Regions from separate parts of the Homo sapiens genome. Here region 1 is linked to region 2. Evidence: read pairs that join two places in POLR2A ChIA-PET (ENCODE). Cell type or tissue: IMR-90. All regions are shown on one strand. Links, peaks and the distances in the headings refer to the core of each region. The heading gives the core; the rest is flanking DNA. Region 1 has its middle 65 kb from the start of SNRPE. Region 2 overlaps ZBED6 (zinc finger BED-type containing 6).

The links. Peaks named below come from ENCODE experiments on the same cell type or tissue, not always from the same donor. Only the 100,000 strongest peaks of a DNase experiment are listed, where the experiment ranks them.
Region 1: POLR2A ChIA-PET joins it to region 2 with 7 read pairs; 2 of 35 experiments call an interaction of 5 or more read pairs at or near these places.

The regions. Positions count from the first base shown.
Region 1 is chr1:203,924,352-203,928,747 of GRCh38, reverse strand. No RefSeq gene overlaps it. Among named protein-coding and RNA genes, the nearest start is that of SNRPE, 65 kb to the right of the region's middle. In IMR-90, for the core only: no CTCF peak of the experiment used is centred there; DNase peaks (open chromatin) are centred at 2,007 and 2,477; H3K27ac peaks cover 664 bases.
Region 2 is chr1:203,837,168-203,841,563 of GRCh38, reverse strand. It overlaps ZBED6 (zinc finger BED-type containing 6), which reads right to left. Exons shown (of 17, transcript NM_001395895.1): 10 at 3,500-3,598; 11 at 1,190-1,258. It overlaps ZC3H11A (zinc finger CCCH-type containing 11A), which reads right to left. Exons shown (of 18, transcript NM_001376342.1): 11 at 3,500-3,598; 12 at 1,190-1,258. Among named protein-coding and RNA genes, the nearest start is that of SNRPE, 22 kb to the left of the region's middle. RefSeq lists an enhancer at 1-22 and a silencer at 37-237. In IMR-90, for the core only: no CTCF peak of the experiment used is centred there; a DNase peak (open chromatin) is centred at 2,283; H3K27ac peaks cover 181 bases.

The DNA of each region.
Region 1 (4,396 bases), core at 271-4,270, 87 kb before region 2:
CCCAGGCTCGAGTGCAGTGGCATGATTTCAGCTCACTGCAAACTTCCCCTCCCAGATTCAAGCAATTCTCCTGCCTCAGCCTCCCAAATAGCTGGGACTACAGGCATGCACCACCACGCCCAGCTAATTTTTGTATTTTTACTAGAGATGGGGTTTCACCATGTTGGCCAGGTGGGTCTCAAACTCCTGACCTCAAGTGATCCTCCCACCTTGGCCTTCCAAAGTGCTAGGATTATAGGTGTGAGCCACTGCACCTGGCCAAAATGTCATATTTCAAAGCCACAATAGAATAATGGTTTTTCCAAAGTATATACAGTCATATAATGACATTTTGGTAATGACAGACCCCATGTACCATGGTGGTTCCATAAGATTAGAACGGAGCTGAAAAATCCCTATCACCTAGTGACATGGTGGCCCTCATCACATTGTAGCCGTTGTCATAGCACAATGCATTACTCTTATGTCTGTGGTAACGCTGGGCTAAACCAATCTATTGTGCTGCCAGTCATAGCACATACAATTATGTACAGTACATAATATGTTTTATTTTGTCTTATTATTTTCAAATATTTAGGGGTGCATGTACAGTTGTTTTACATAGATATATTGTATAGCGGGGAAATCTGGGCTTTTAGTGTACCCATCCCACAAACAGTATACATTGTGCACAATAGGTAGGATTTTATCCCTCACCCCCCTCCCATTTTCTACCTTATGGAGTCTCCAATATCTGTTATTCCGCTGTCTATATCTCTATGTAGCCATTGTTTAGCTCTCACCTATAAGTGAGAATACGTAATACTGATAATAAAAAAAACTTGATATTGATAAATAAGTATGTTACTGGTTTATGTACATACTATACTATACTTTTTATTGTTATTTTAGAATGTACCCCTTCTATTTATATATTTAAAAAGTTAACTGTAAAACAGTCTCAGGCAGGTCCTTCAGGAGGAATTCCAGAAGGAGGCATTGGTATCATTGGAGGTGACAGCTCCAGGCATATTGTGGCAACTGGAGACCTTCCAGGAGGACAAGATGTGGAAGGGAAGACAGTGATACAAATGACCCCGATCCTGTGTAGGCCTAGGCCAATATGTGTGCTTCTGTCTTCATTGTTAACAAAAATGTTTAAAAAGAAAACATTTAAATAGAAAAAAGCATATAGAATAAAGATATAAAGAAGAAATTTTTCGTGTAGGTGTATAATATGTTTGTGTTTTAAGTAAAGTGTTAATATGAAAGAGTCAAAAAGTAAAAAAAAAAAAAAAAGAAAAGGAAATTTTCAGGCTGGGTGTGGTGGTTCATGCCTATAATCCCAGCACTTTGGGAGGCCAAGGCAGGCAGATCGCTTGAGCTTAGGAGTTCAAGACCAGCCTGGGCAACATGGTGAAACCCTGTCTCTACAAAAAAATACAAAAATTAGCTGGGCATGGTGGTGCATGCCTATAGTCCCAGCTACTAGGAAGGCTGAGGTGGGAGGATCACATGAAACTGGGAGGCTACAGTGACCTGAGATAGCGCCACTGCACTCCAGCCTGGGGGACAAAGTGGAACCCTGTGTCAGAAAAATAATAATAATAATAATTTTATAAAGTAAAAAAGTTATAGTAGGTTAAGGTTAATTTATTATTGAAGAAAGAAAAATTTTAAATACATTTAGTGTAGACTAAGTGTGCAGTGTTTATTTTTATTTATTTATTTTTTTGAGACAGAGTCTCCCTCTGTCACTCTCTCTGTCTGGCTAGAGTGCAGTGGCATGATCTCGGCTCACTGTAGCCTCCACCGACCGAGTTCAAGCGATTCTCATGCCTCAGCCTTCCAAGTAGCTGGGACTACAGGTATGAGCCACCACACCCGGCTAAGTTTTGTATTTTTAGTAGCGATAAGGTCTCACCATGTTGGCCAGGCTGGTCTCGAACTCCTGACCTCAGGTGATCCACCTGCCTCAGCCTCCCAAAGTGCTGGGATTACAGGCGTGAGCCACCATGCCCAGCCTAGTGTGCAGTGTTTACAAAGTCTACAGCAGTGTACAGTAATGTCCTAGGCCTTCACATTCACTCACCACTCACTCACTCACTGACTCACCCAGAGCAACTTCCAATCCTGCAAGCTCCATTCTTGGTAAGTGCCCTATACGATTTTTAATCTTTTATACTATGTTTTTACTGTACTTTCCTATGTTTAGATACATTTAAATACACAAATACATACCATCCTATTACAACTGCCTACAGTATTCTGTAGGTTTGTATCTTAGGAGCAATAAACTATATCACACAGCCTAGATGTGTAGTAGGCCATGCCATCTAGGTTTATGCCAGTATATTCTATGATGTTCATACAACAACAAAATCATCTAACAATGCACTTCTCAGAAAGTATCCCCATCATTAAGCAATACATGGCTGCACTTCATTCTTTAGCTTCTATAGTTGGCTTTTATCGTATCTCTTCTTAGAAATGAGTCACCTTGCTCAAAGTTTCATCATTCTCAGATAATTCTTTTTTTTTTTTTGAGACGGAGTCTCGCACTGTCACCTAAGCTGGAGTGCAGTGGTGCAATCTCGACTCACTGCAACCTCTGCCTCCCGAATTCAAACAATTCTCCTGTCTCAGCCTCCTGGGTAGCTGGGATTACAGATGCCCACCATCACCCTGACTAATTTTTTTGTATTTAGCAGAGACGGAATTTCACCATGTTAGTCAGGCTGGTCTTGAACTCCTGCCCTCAGATGATCCAATCCCCCTTGGCCTCCCAAAGTGCTGGGATTACAGGCATGGGCCACTGTGCCTGGCCTCTCAGATAACTCATATATATTGTCAATGCCATATGTCATTAATGTTGCCTGTATCATCACCATAATTATCATTAATAAAAGTAACAAGCTAAAAGGTAGTACACAGGATTTAGGCTAAATAAATGCTAGAGAAGTTCAGAAGGGAGAGTTCATCATGAACAGGGCTGAAAACTGAAAAGGACTTCAGCTAGGTTTCAATGAAAGATAGAATTAAGATGAGTAGTGAGGAAAGGTGGTATACACTTTACACACGTAAAAACAGAACACTACATCTATATGGTGGGGAGGTGAAATAACCAGAAATAAGAAAAGTTCAGTTTAGTAGGGATAATAACAAATTATCTACTAGCACTTCTCTTGCTTCCTAGGAAAAGATATAGATCCCATAGCTTGAAGCTTTCTCTCAGGCCTTTCTCCAAATCGTACCCATGTCTATATGCTCAACTCATCTTGTTTCCTCCATTTTCTTGCACCTGAAGACCTTATAAACATTTTTCTTTTCTTTTTCTTTTTCTTTGTTTTTGAGACAGAATCTTGCTCTGTCACCCAGGTGGAGTGCAGTGGCACGATCTTGGCTCACTGCAAGCTCCACCTCCCGGGTTCACGCCATTCTCCTGCCTCAGCCTCCTGAGTAGCTGGGACTACAGGCGCCCACCACCATGCCTGGCTAATTTTTTGTATTTTTAGTAGAGACAGGGTTTCACCGTGTTAGCCAGGATGGTCTCGATCTCCTGACCTCGTGATCTGCCTGCCTCGGCCTCCCAAAGTGCTGGGATTACAGGCGTGAGCCACCACGCCTGGCTTTTTTTTTTTTTTTTTTTTTTTTTTTGTAACAGGGTTTCACTGCTCACTACAGCCTCTCCCTCCTGGGCTCAATCTCCCACCTCAGCCTTTCAAGTAGCTGGGACTACAGGCACATGCCACCACACCCGGCTAATTTTTTGTACTTTTTTTTTTGAGACAGAGTCTTGCTCTGTTGCCCAGGCTGGAGTGCAATGGCACAATCTCAGCTCAGTGCAACCTCTGTCTCCCAGGTTCAAGTGATTCTCCTATCTCAGCCTCCCAAGTAGCTGGGATTACAAGCACCCGCCACCACACCCGGCTAATTTTTGAATTTTTAGTAGACATGGGGTTTCACCATTTTGGTCAGGCTGGTCTCGAACTCCTGACCTCAAGCAATCCACCCGCCTCGGCCTCTCAAAGTGCTGGGATTACAGGCGTGAGCCACCACACCCGGCCTGTACTTTCTGTAGAGACGGGGCCTTGCCATGTTACCCTGGCTCGTCTCAAACTCCTAGGCTCAAACAATCTTCCCACCTCAGCCTCCCAAATTGCTGGAATTACAGACGTGAGACATCATGCCTGACCATAAATATTTTTTTAAAGTTTCTAAAAATTAGCCATGCATAGTGGTGTGCACCTGTAGTCCCAGCTACTCAGGAGGCTCAGATGGGAGGACTGATTGAGTCCAGGATGTGGAGGCTGCAGTGAGCCATGATTGCACCACTACACTCCAGCCTAGGTGACAGAGCGACACCATGCCTCAAAAAAAAAAAAAAGTTTGTGTCACTCATTGGCTCCTATAAAAC
Region 2 (4,396 bases), core at 295-4,294:
TGTGTAGAAAGAAGTAGACATGGGAGACTCCATTTTGTTCTGTACTAAGAAAAATTCTTCTGCCTTGGGATGCTGTTAATCTATAACTTTACTCCCAACCCCGTGCTCTCTGAAACATGTGCTGTGTCCACACAGGGTTAAATTGATTAAGGGCGGTGCAAGATGTGCTTTGTTAAACAGATGCTTGAAGGCAGCATGCTCGTTAAGAGTCATCACCACTCCCTAATCTCAAGTACCCAGGGACACAAACACTGCAGAAGGCCGCAGGGTCCTCTGTCTAGGAAAACCACAGACCCTTGTTCACATGTTTATCTGCTGACCTTCCCTCCACTGTTGTCCTATGACCCTGCCAATCCCCCTCTCCGAGAAACACCCAAGAATGATCAATAAATACTAAAAAAAAAAATAAAAAAAAAAAAAAGATTCTTATGTTGCCCTAAATCAGGAGGTCAAAAGTGGTATGTGCTCTCTGTTATCTTTCTTCACTTGATACAATGCAAGTTGATTTTTCCATATCGTTGTTCAGCATTTGACTTTTCATGACAGCAATTATTTTAGCACATAACTATCATAATTTTATCTAAACCCTTTTTATTGTATATTTAAGTTGTTTCTAATTTCCTACTATTTAGCCGGGTGCGGTGGCTCGTGCCTGTAATCCCAGGATTTTGGGAGGCTGAGGCAGGTGGATCACCTAAGGTCAGGAGTTTGAGACCAGCCTGACCAACATGGTGAAACCCCGTCTCTACTAAAAATACAAATATTAGCAAGGCATGGTGGCGTACGCCTGTAATTCTAGCTACTCGGTAGGCTGAGGCAGGGGAATTGCTTGAACCCAGGAGGTGGAGGTTGCAGTGAGCTGAGACCTTGCCATTTAACTCCAGCCTGGGCAACAAGAGCAAAACTCTGTCTCAAAAATAAATAAAATAAATAAATAAATAAATAAATAAATAAATAATTTCCTACTATTAATGCTATGATGAACAATCATTTTACCATCTCTAAGCACAAAAAAGGAATTGATCCCAGTTGAGTCTGAGCTGACTTGATCAATTACTTAAAAAACAAACAGAACTACAAAAGAACAAAAATCAAAAGCCCTAGCAAGCAACAGGTAAATCTGAGAAAAAGCAAAGGCTCTTACAGCAAAGAAAAAAATAATCAGAATCTGGTCTTAGGATTTACTTACCTGTTGCATCCTCATTATCTGGATCAGCTGACATGCCTAATCGCTCCTTAAGAGACTTGGAAACTTGAGCTGTGAAAAGAAAGATTTTCAAAAATCAAAAGTTGAACAGAAACTTTTTACAGCTTAAATACAGGTTTGCTGGGCATGGTGGCATACACCTGTAATCCCAGAACTTTGGGAGGCCAAGGCAGGCTGATCACTTGAGGTCAGGACTTCAAGGCCAGCCTGGCCAACATGGTGAAACCCCATCTCTACTAAAATTGCAAAAATTAGCTGGGCGCAGTGGCTCACGCTTGTAATCCCAGCACTTTGGGAGGCTGAGGTGGGTGGATCACTTGAGGTCAGGAGTTCAAGACCAGCCTGGCCAACATGGTGAAACCCCATCTCTACTAAAAACACAAAAATTAGCCGGGTGTGGTGGCACATGCCTGTAATCTCAGATACTCTGGAGGCTGAGACAGGAGAATCGTTTGAACCCGGGAGGTGGAGGTTGGGGTGAGCTGAGATAGCGCTACTGCACTCCAGTCTGGGTGACAGAGTGAGACTCTGTCTCAAAAAACAAAAATACCAAAAGAAACAAAGAAAAACGTACTTTATATCTGAAAAGCAAAAACTACTGAATTAAAGGAAATAATTTTGTTATTGTAGAGCCTTCTAAAACCTTACTGTCATTGAAATAATTTTTCCTCCAAGTAAATTTAAAATATGCTCCTTAGTTATGAAAATCTTCAACATGGTCAATACACAAGGAGGAAAACAATGTGGCAAAGAAAGTAACTTTTGCTTGCTCTGAGAATGCAAGAAAACCTCCAAACAGGAACGTCTACTCATCAAAGTCCCTTGGGCAAGGGGAAAAATTAAAAGAAGTTTCTTATTTCAAAGAAAGTTAAAACCAAACACAATGAGAAGGAAAAAAACACCTATTCTTTAATAATTTAACGCCAGTGTTTCACTGCAAGTCATACAAGCAGAAAAAACATAAATCTAACCTTGGCTTTTTGCTCTCCTTCAACTATAAAGAATTCTAATTCCCTGAGGGGCGCAATAGTGCATTCCTGTACTTCCAGCTACTTGGGAGGCTGAAGAAGGATGGCTTGAGGCCAGAAATTTGAATCCAGCCTAGGCAACACTGTGAAACCTTGTCTTTAAACAAACAAAACAAAACAAAAATCTAACTCCCAGCTATCTCTTGATTTAGTCCACGTCTCCAAATCAACTTCCAAAATACCAAATCTATGCCACTACCTCGTCTTATCTAGATTATTTTAACAGCCTGCCAACTCATCTCCACGCCAGCATGCTTGCCCCCTTCTAATCTGTCTCCATATTGCAGGCAAGGTAATGGTTTTAAAATGCACATTTGAGCCTGTGATCCTTGTTTATAACCTTTCTTTCTTTCTTTTTTTTTTTTTTTTTTTTTGAGATGAAGTCTCACTCGGTCACCCAGGCTGGAGTGCAGTGGTGACTGATCTTGGCTCACTGTAACCTCCGCCTTCCAGGTTCACACAATTCTCCTGCCTCAGCCTCCCAAGTAGCTGGGATTATAGGTGCGTGCCACCCTGCCCAGCTAATTTTTTTGTATTTTTAGTAAAGATGGGGTTTTGCCATGTTGGCCAGACTGGTCTCAAACATCTGACCTCAGGTGATCCACCCACCTCGGCCTCCCAAAGTACTGGGATTACAGGCATGACCTACCGTGCCCGGCCTGTTTATAACCTTTCAATGGGTTGTTACTATCTTAGAATAAGTCCAAACTTTCTAACATGGCTTAAAGACTATATTATGATCTAGTCACCACACTCTTCAGCCCATTTCTATGTTTCAGCCATATGCAGTTCCTTGAGCATACCACTCTTAGCTCTGCCTTTGCAGGAGTTATTCTCTCTGCCTGAGACACAGTCTCTGGCTCTCGAACTTCACCTGGCTAATTTCTAACTCATGTCTTAGGTCTAAACTTTAACATAACTTCTTCTGTGAACCTTCCCCTAACAGATGGTAATAATAGATGCCTCTCCTATGTGTTACCATAACACTGTGTACTTTTCTCTGTTACAAAATTTATCGCATTTATAAGTATTCCTACCTGCCATTTATACTATAAGCTCCTGAGGAGTGTGACGGTGTTTTTTTCAATGGTGTCTACCCAGAATCTAGCAGACTAAGGATCAAATGTTTGTTGAGTGAATAATATAACAAATACAAGATAACCTATTTACCTGAACAAAAGAATGAAAAACCATAGCTGTTAGCATTACAAGACACAAGTGTCATAATTACATACACACACAAAGTATGTAAGAACACAGGTACCTTTCTTTGGTGTTTTGTCAATGTTAGTTTCTGGAGCTTCAACTTTCTTCCCTAGCCTCTGTGCCAGGCTACGCTTTAATGGAGGATCACTGTCACCGCCTATAAAGAGGGAGAACTTAGTTTAAGATTTCAAGTCAATCTTCAGCAAGGACAAGAAATACAAACAAAAACAGACAACATAGCATAATTCTGTTAAGTGTTCTGCATACATATGGCGTGTTTGTTCACCAGCTTCCTTAGAGTTCAATGTTAGAAACATAAAAATGTCGGAGAAAAGAGGTAAGGAAGGCAAGGTGCAGTGGCTCAGGCCTGTAATCTCAGCACTTTGGGAGGTCAAGGCAGGAGGATCACTTAAGGCCAGGAGTTCGAGACCAGCCTGGGCAACACAGCAAGACCTTGTCTCTAAAACAATTAAAATAAAAAATAGTCAGGCATGGTGGCACACACCTGTGGTCCCAGCTACTTAGGAGGCTGAAGCAGAAGGATCACTTGAGCCCAGGAGGTAGAAAGGCTACAGTGAGCTATGATCATAATACTGAGCTATGATCATAATACTACACTCCTGCCTGGGCGATACAGCAAGGCCCCATTCTCAAGAAAAAAAAAAAAAGAGAGACAAGGGAAAGAACAAAAAATTAGAATACACAAACATTTACCAAATAAATTAACTGACAAACCTACAAATGAAAGGTCATAAACCCTGGTTGAGATTAAAGTTCAGAATTAGAAATGTGAAAAATCTTCATGTACAAAAGAACCCTTTTTTTTTTTTTTGAGACAGGATCTCACTCTGTCACCCAGGCTGGAGTGCAGTGGTGCAATCTCAGCTCACTGCAACCTCCACCTCCTAGGCTCAAGCGATCCTCCCACCTCAGCCTCCCAAGTAGCTGGACTATA